Regions from separate parts of the Homo sapiens genome. Here region 2 is linked to region 1. Evidence: read pairs that join two places in POLR2A ChIA-PET (ENCODE). Cell type or tissue: PC-9. All regions are shown on one strand.

Region 1 (4,000 bases):
TTTAACTTAATTACCTCTTTAAAGACCTTGTCTCCAAATACAGTCACATTCTGAGGTACTGAGGATTAGGTCTTCAACATAAGAATTTTGTGGGGACACAATTCAGCCCATAATAAGTGGTTAGAAGCTCTGAACTAGAGCCAGATTGCCTAGCTCTATCACTTTCTAACTGCAACCTTAATTGTTCTGTGCCTCAGGTTTTTTAAATCTACAATACTGGGATAATAATAGTATCTATAAGGTTGTTAAGAGGTCTACTAAAAGATTTGTCATAGGTCTGTGGCCAGAAGTAGCCAAAGATCACAGAGCAGTGTGGACAATCGTTGATCAATAGATTTGGCTATCAGTTTATTCCCATTAAGAGTGCAAGAGTCCTTGCTCTCTTATGGATGTCCTATCTCTAACAGAGGACAGCCACTGACCTTGTTCACCTCTTGTCAATGTGGTCTCAGTAATGGGTGGACCAGACATACAGAACCAAGGCTTGATTCGTAAACTTGTTCAATACCCCATCATTATTGCACAGAATAGTCTGAAATTGTAGAATTGATACTGCAGGGCTAGGTCATTATATTCTAGTTTGAGCCAAAACTGCATAGCTTAATAGCCCAGCATCCTTGCCCTTTGATAGAGTCTGAGATAGCTTTCATTGCTGTCTTAAACCATGCAGCACACATGTAGCTTAATGTTTTCTAAGATTGATTAGTCTGCTATCCTGGAATAAAGCCATTCCATTCCTCTGCTTCTTACGCCAGTTAAAAAATTGGGAACATAACCAGTACAATTAGTCTACTGTAAACCTAGAACTTAATGTGTCCTAAAATAACATATTTTCAGGAAGATGACAGTAAAGTCTACAAGTCTCTAATGAATTATTCCAGGACTGGAAACTGTGGGAACTGTGTGTGTTAGGTTTGAATTCTTGTTATAATTAGCTGATCTGCCAGAGGAGAGTGCTATTTGGATTACTGGGACCAGCTGGAGTCAAGGCTGTATAATTCATCACTGGCTGCTTAGGCTTCTATTAATGGTCTCAGGAAAGTGTCAAAGCATAAGACTGAGGGCCCTAAATATATCTTTATCTTCTGGCTAAGAATTATTTACATTTCTAGAGTAAATTTGTGCTATACAGAGTTCTATCATGAACTAAGAATTGTCCATATCAGATATGAGCCCTAAAAAGAGCATAGGACAAGTATGGAAACTACATACACTTTGTTTAAATACTTTTAGTTCTCTTGATAAGGTACAAGATATTTATTTGCAGGACATATACTGTTTTTGTTAGTGCCCTTTTACTCTTTTATTTAGTCCATACACCCTAATCCATCTGTTATGACAGACTGGCATTTTTAGAAACAGAAACTAGCAGAAATTAGTATGATCTTTAATTTCAGTTTGATTTTAGAAGTATTTAAACCATAATAAGCTCTTTTTAATCACAAGTTATATGTCTATTGTTATAACTCAAATATCTAATAAGAATTTATGAAACAAATCTTAACTAATGACTTACGATTTGGCAAAGTTAGAAAAAAAAGGCTTTCAAATTAGCTAATGGTTTTAGAGCCATTTGAAACAACTGAAAGAAGTTTTCCCCTCACTACTACATTTACCAGCAAGAGATAAATCACTTCCATTTGTTTGGCAACTGTAAAAGCTTAAAAATCCATATTTTAAAAATGAGTTTACAGTAGTCCCCCTTTATGCCGGGAGAATAAATTCCAAGACCTTAAATGGATGCCTGAAACTGCGAATGTTATTGAACCCTATATATACTGTTTTTTCTCATATATTCATACCTATGATAAAGTTTAATTTATAAATTAGCCATAGTAAGACATTAACAGCAATAACTATAGTAAAATAGTAAAATAGAACGACCATAACAAATACCATCCTCATTACTCTTGTGCTTTGGAGTCATTATTAAATACAGAAGGGGTTACTTGAACACAAGCACTGTGATTCTGCAACAGCTGATCTGATAACTGAGAATGCTACTAAGTGACTAATGGGCAGGTAGTGAGTACATATAGTGTGGATATGCTGGGCAAAGGGATGATTCACATCCTGGGCGAGATGGTGTAGGATGGCATGAAATTTCATCACACTGCTCGCAACAGTGCAATTTAAAACTTATGAATTGTTTATGGAATATTCTGTTTAATAGTTTGGACTGCAGTTGAACACAGATAAATGAAACCGAGTATAGTGAACTCATGGATAAGGGGGAACTACTGTATATCTCAACTGTAAAACTAAAAACAAGGAGAAAAGGTGTTAAAATTTTTTTGAAAAAAAGAAGGAAAAATAACAAAGAATGTTATTGTAGCTTTAACTTATTTTTATGGTCCCAATTATTTTTATTTCAGAGCACAACATTTTGGCTGAAAATAATACCCAGTTAACAATATTTTTAGTGCCTACCACATATAAGATTCTATGCTAGATTTTATGGGCTAAAAAAGAAAAGTCTGTATGGCATAAGATTTTATTAAGCTACTAACTGACTGCTGACTTGTGAATATATTTTTATGAACAATGTATCAGATTCAGACATGCCTTCAGAAAGCTCCGTTAAGAGTGAAAATGTGTGTCTATATTGGACATGGCCTGCTAAATATAACACGTTCCTTTCACTTTAAAATAGTTGCTTACAATCTGAGGTGTTGTCAAAGAAACCTTGGTAAGATTCAGGAATTGTCTAGATTCTCAAATTTTCTATCACATGACCAGATTTTTGGATTATGTGGGTAAACTGGATGCCTTAGACATAAAACCTAGCTTTCCACTGCCCTAGACTGTCAATTTAACTGGCAATACTTATAATTAGCATGCTCATATATGTTCCATATGAACAGAGAAACAGAATACAATCAGTTCTCACTCAGGGTAGCAGGGAGCTTGGGACACAGATTAAGGGGTTTATGAATTAATAGTCTTTCCCCTACGAAGGCTAGTAGCATCATAGCTACAGATGAGCTGTAATTTACACTGATTGACATGCTTATTTTCTCCCTTCTCCCCCCGAGTACCCCTAAACACACATACACAGACACACATCACTCACTCACAAACCCACCAAGATTGAAGGTCTTGAACTAAACTTTAGGACTCTGCCATCTCCAGAGAAGGACTTTTTCACAGTTCTGATCCTCAGCCAGTAGAGGATCCAGAATTTCTATATGGAATGGACTTGGGGACAGCAATTTTATAAAAATTTTTGTTGAGGTTGCTATGTGCATGGTAAGCATGGTAATTTTACTTAGATTGTATTTTTATTTTTGGTGGCGTATAAGGTTGACGCTAGCATAGTTTATGGAGGGAAGTGCTAAAACTCTCCCAAGTCAGCCCTCTCTGGCTCCAGGTTCCATTGAGGGAGGTAGAGGTGGGAGTAATTTACAGTCAAGTAGGAACAATTGAGTTTACAAATTACCAAACTTTCCCAAGGATGGAGGAAGTGAGTACTGTGTTTGATATTTGGTCTGTAGAACTCGACTGCAGTTTACACATTTATAAAGTCAATTTTTCACTTGATTTTGAGTGTAAAAGTACTTTAAAAATACTTTTTAAAAATAAAATTTTGGGCCAGGCGCGGTGGCTCACACCTGTAATCCCAGCACTTTGGGAGGCCAAGGTGGGCGGATTACTTGAGGTCAGGAGCTGGAGACCAGCCTGGCCCACATGGTGAAACCCCGCCTCTACTAAAAATACAAAAATTAGTCAGGCATGGTGGCAGACGCCTGTAATCCCAGCTGCTCGGGAGCCTGAGACAGGAAAATCGCTTGAATCTGGGGCGGAGGTTGCAGTGAGCCAAGATAGTGCCACTGTACCCCAGCCTGGGCGACAGAGCGAGACTCTGCCTCAAAAAAATAAAATAAAATAAAATTTTATTATACAAAAGACTCAATATTATTAATGTATTAAACTTTAACTCTTTTTTTCAGTAATTTGCTTACTGCTGAAGAATCAGCTAATGAATACTACATGATGTGGC
Region 2 (4,000 bases), 160 kb after region 1:
ATAGAGAGAGAGAGAGAGAGAGAGTGGAAAAGTAAAATCAGACAATGATTAAGGAATATCCACTGGATTTTGTGCTCAGGAGGTTGTTGTGACCTTAGTGGAGTAGTAGGGGTGGAAGGCAGGTTGCAGCGGGTTAGCACATGAATGGGAAGTGAAGAAGTTTGGCTGAAAAAGGAAGACGAAGGGGCAAGGAGCTAGGGGAGGGATGGGATTATAAGATGGCAGACTTGAGCATGCTTATATTTTGAGTGAAAGGGACAGTAGAGAGGAAAATCTCAACGATTCTGGAAAGTGGAAGGCTAAGGGAAAGAGAGCGACACCTGAAGAAGAGAAGGCTAGTGTCCAGGTCACCTTGAGCCACAGGACAGAGGCCTCTTGCTTAAAAGGAAGAGATGTGGGTGAGAACAGGCGCTCCTCACCCCATGAGCCACTCCTTCCTCAAGTGGCTGGGCCAGTTGAGAGTTCTCTGGTGACCCCTATGCCGATGGCTAAGAATTAAGATGGAGAGGGGTGGTGGACTATCAGTTGTGGAATATCAACCTCAGTGCACTTTTGTCAACACTAACCACACAGCATCCTGACTCCCTTGAAAGGGAAGACATGTCACATGCCTTAATGCCTTAATGTGCTTTATCTTTCAGAGTTGTGGAAAGTAAAAATGTAGCCCTACCAAAAGGAACTATTGTACTGGCTTCTCCAGGCTGGACAACGCACTCCATTTCTGATGGGAAAGATCTGGAAAAGCTGCTGACAGAGTGGCCAGACACAATACCACTGTCTTTGGCTCTGGGGACAGTTGGCATGCCAGGGTGAGTTTCATGGATATATTCCATTTGTTTGAATGTCTGACACTCTGATTTTCCAAAATGGTTTGTTCAGAACTTGGTCAACAGGAAGATATTTGATGCATGATAGGCTCAGGGGCTGATCAGAGAAGAGGGCAGGACCAAGATGGCAGATCAACCTAAGTGTCCATCAATGGGTGAATGGATAAAGAAAACGTGGTCTATATACATAGCAGAATACTATCCAGCCTTAAAAAAGAAGAAAATCTTGTCATTTGTGACAACATTGGAGGACTTTATGTTAAGTGAAATAAGCCAGGCACAGAAAGGCAAATACCACATTATTTCACTTCAGTGTGGAATCTAACAAAGTTGAACTCATAGAATTAGAGAGTAGAATGATAGTTATCAGGGGCCGGGAGGCTGAAGGGTTGGGGAGATGTTGGTCAAAGGATACAAAATTTCAGTTAGACCCACCATGCCCGGCATGAATAAACATTTTAGTAATTAATGTTTACTAAAATTAATACCTTCTTACATTCAATTAGTGGACACTAAATAATTCCAGCACTTCTTATTCTTTCCTGCCTGCCCTGTACCCTCTATGGGTGAGAGCTCTTCCTCCTCCTTCGTTATCCTGCTCATCCTTCCCTCTGCACTGTGAGCCAGGTGTGGGGTAGGAGAGGTGAAGGTAGACATGAGGAAACTTTGGTTGTTGAGAAGGTAATTTGTAATATATTAGGAGATCCTGACTCCTGAAAGAGAAGATAATTTATTCACTTATGTATATTTCTTATTCATCTGATCCAAGCCACTAAGGAATGCATGTTAGATATTTGGATTCTTAGAAAAAAATGCTGCCTGTGCCTCTCACTGCCTTCTATTCAATGCCAGCCTCTCATGGGCCCCAAATATAGTCAGAGGCTGTGTAAGCTAAGTAATGTCAACATGTAGTTTTTTTTTTTAATGCAGAAATAACTTTACATGAATTTGTCTGAAATTCTGCAAGTGGCTTAACAATCACTATAATGGGTCTGGATTTTATTGGCTGAGATTCAGGTCTGCAAAAATATAGCTTAACATTTTCCACTACTGAACTTCATTTCTACCTCAAGCCCTCCTTTTGGCTAGTGTAATAAGAGAAAACCTCAGTTAAATTCAGTGATTTCTCACATCATTTCAAATTTAAAACTCAGGATTTCTTTTTTCTTCTCCCTGCGGTTGTTGCAAAGCTCCAAGGGATAATACAAGTTCAGTGTCAGTAGAAGGGGGACAACAACAACTTCTTGATCTTGATCTATACTGGTCTTAAGCTGGTCTCCTGCTCAAAGTTACTTCCTTTCTCTAAGTTTTGAGATCCTTTCCCCCTTTCCTTCTTCCCACCCTTCCTTCCCTTTCCTTTTTTACAACTTTGAAGGTCTTCTGAGGAATGAAATGGAAATATATATACAGTGCCAAATGGTCACCTCTAAACAAAAACAACTCCTATGTACCCCAAATTCATATTTCACTCAGAATTTGAACTCCTCAAAATTGCCACTGCCAAGGACATCATTGTGAAAGTAGAGGATGCTTAATACCTTCTTACATTCAATTAGTGGGCACTAAACAATTCCAGCACTTCTTGGTCTTTCCTGCCCGCCCTGTACCCTCTACGGATGAGAGCTCTTCCTCTCTATTCTCCTCTGTTACCTGTCATTCCCTCTGGACTGTGAGCCAGGTGTAGGGGAGAAGAGGTGAAGGGAGACACGAGGAAACTTTGGTTGTGAAGAAAGTCTTCAATCATATCACCTTCCAAACTCGCAATCCAATGAGATGCGGTGGTGTCTTCACCCAGTCCCCATCAGTACTGCCAGTGCTGCATCTTGGTAGGTCCAGTAGCTCTTTTCCTGCAAGCTAACTTTGACATCTTACTTGGGGTAATACGGGGAAGTTTCAGAAGGTCTTCCATACCACTTTGGAGCCATGGAAAGCTCCAGATGCTCCCTGTGACCCTCTCATGCCTAATATCACAGCATTGTAGCTACTCTGTGGCTATGTCGCCATGATAACATGGGGGCTTCTCCCATGAAGCTCATCATCTACATAGAACTTATATGGGAATGAGGCACAGCTCTCTCTTCTTGAATCCCCAAAGTTTGAGAAAGATATTCCATCTTTTGCCCCTGAAATTTGGCCTGTGAATGGACAGGATACAGCCCCTTTCTAGCCAACTCTCCCTTCCCTCCCTAGTTCACATCACCTTTATTCCTATCTGACAGTAGAGATGGAGGAAGTAAAGCAACAGTGGCTGGCAATATTTATTTCCATATTTTTGTCTTTTACTTGGACCCATGGCACTGGGCCACTGAGAAGGCTTTCAAGATATATATAAATGAGTTATAGAGGAAAGAAACAACTCTATTCATATATCCTTAATTTTCTTCCTTTAGCCTGACTGCCTACTTTGGCCTACTTGAAATCTGTGGTGTGAAGGGTGGAGAAACAGTGATGGTTAATGCAGCAGCTGGAGCTGTGGGCTCAGTCGTGGGGCAGATTGCAAAGCTCAAGGTAAGTGCCTTTCTCCAGTAACAAGCCTTTATTCAAAACCCATTGGGAATGCAACAGTGAACACAGCAAATCTTCCTTGGCCTCAGGGAGTTTATAGTCTAGTTGTCTTCTTTAGAAGTTGGAGATTGAGAAATTGGAGGAATGGGGAAAACTATACCAAAGATAAGCTGAACATTGTTATTTGATAACATTGCAGATAATCAAGTCAGAAATGGCCTCTGTCTAGAGTAGTGAGTTTATCGGCATTTATCATTTTCATATTTTTTACTGAACATTCTATCGCTACAGCTTAATCTTCTTTCTTCATGATTGTCCTTAGCAATAGAAGAAGGGACTTGAGATGAGCCAGCTAAGAGTCATCACCCACGTGGCCCCACTGCCAAGGCTGTTGTACTAGAAGGAAATGGGCATTCAGCCCAGAGCAGTGGGGCCATGGCTTGGGAACTAACTCCTGGGAGGTACCTAAGACAAGGAAACATTGGCTCTGATTTAAGCAGATGTCTGCTCAAGGGATCCAATCTGATGGTGGGTGTATAGAGTAGGCAACAACTCAGACACAGTATGGATTTGTTATTACATAGTGGGAAGGTGATCTGGCTCAACTGATCCTTTGCCCAAGGCTGGGATGCAGGATTCAGGACCTAGGTCCTAGGGGACAAGTTAGA

What was found. Peaks named below come from ENCODE experiments on the same cell type or tissue, not always from the same donor. Only the 100,000 strongest peaks of a DNase experiment are listed, where the experiment ranks them.
Region 2: POLR2A ChIA-PET joins it to region 1 with 8 read pairs; 3 of 35 experiments call an interaction of 5 or more read pairs at or near these places.

What each region holds. Positions count from the first base shown.
Region 1 is chr9:111,741,521-111,745,520 of GRCh38, reverse strand. SHOC1 (shortage in chiasmata 1) reads left to right here. Exons shown (of 28, transcript NM_001378211.1): 11 at 3,951-4,000. Among named protein-coding and RNA genes, the nearest start is that of SHOC1, 51 kb to the left of the region's middle. In PC-9, no CTCF peak of the experiment used is centred here; a DNase peak (open chromatin) is centred at 2,030; H3K4me3 peaks cover 413 bases; H3K27ac peaks cover 2,729 bases.
Region 2 is chr9:111,582,807-111,586,806 of GRCh38, reverse strand. It overlaps PTGR1 (prostaglandin reductase 1), which reads left to right. Exons shown (of 10, transcript NM_001146108.2): 5 at 642-809; 6 at 3,218-3,335. Among named protein-coding and RNA genes, the nearest start is that of PTGR1, 15 kb to the left of the region's middle. In PC-9, no CTCF peak of the experiment used is centred here; no DNase peak of the experiment used is centred here; H3K27ac peaks cover 406 bases.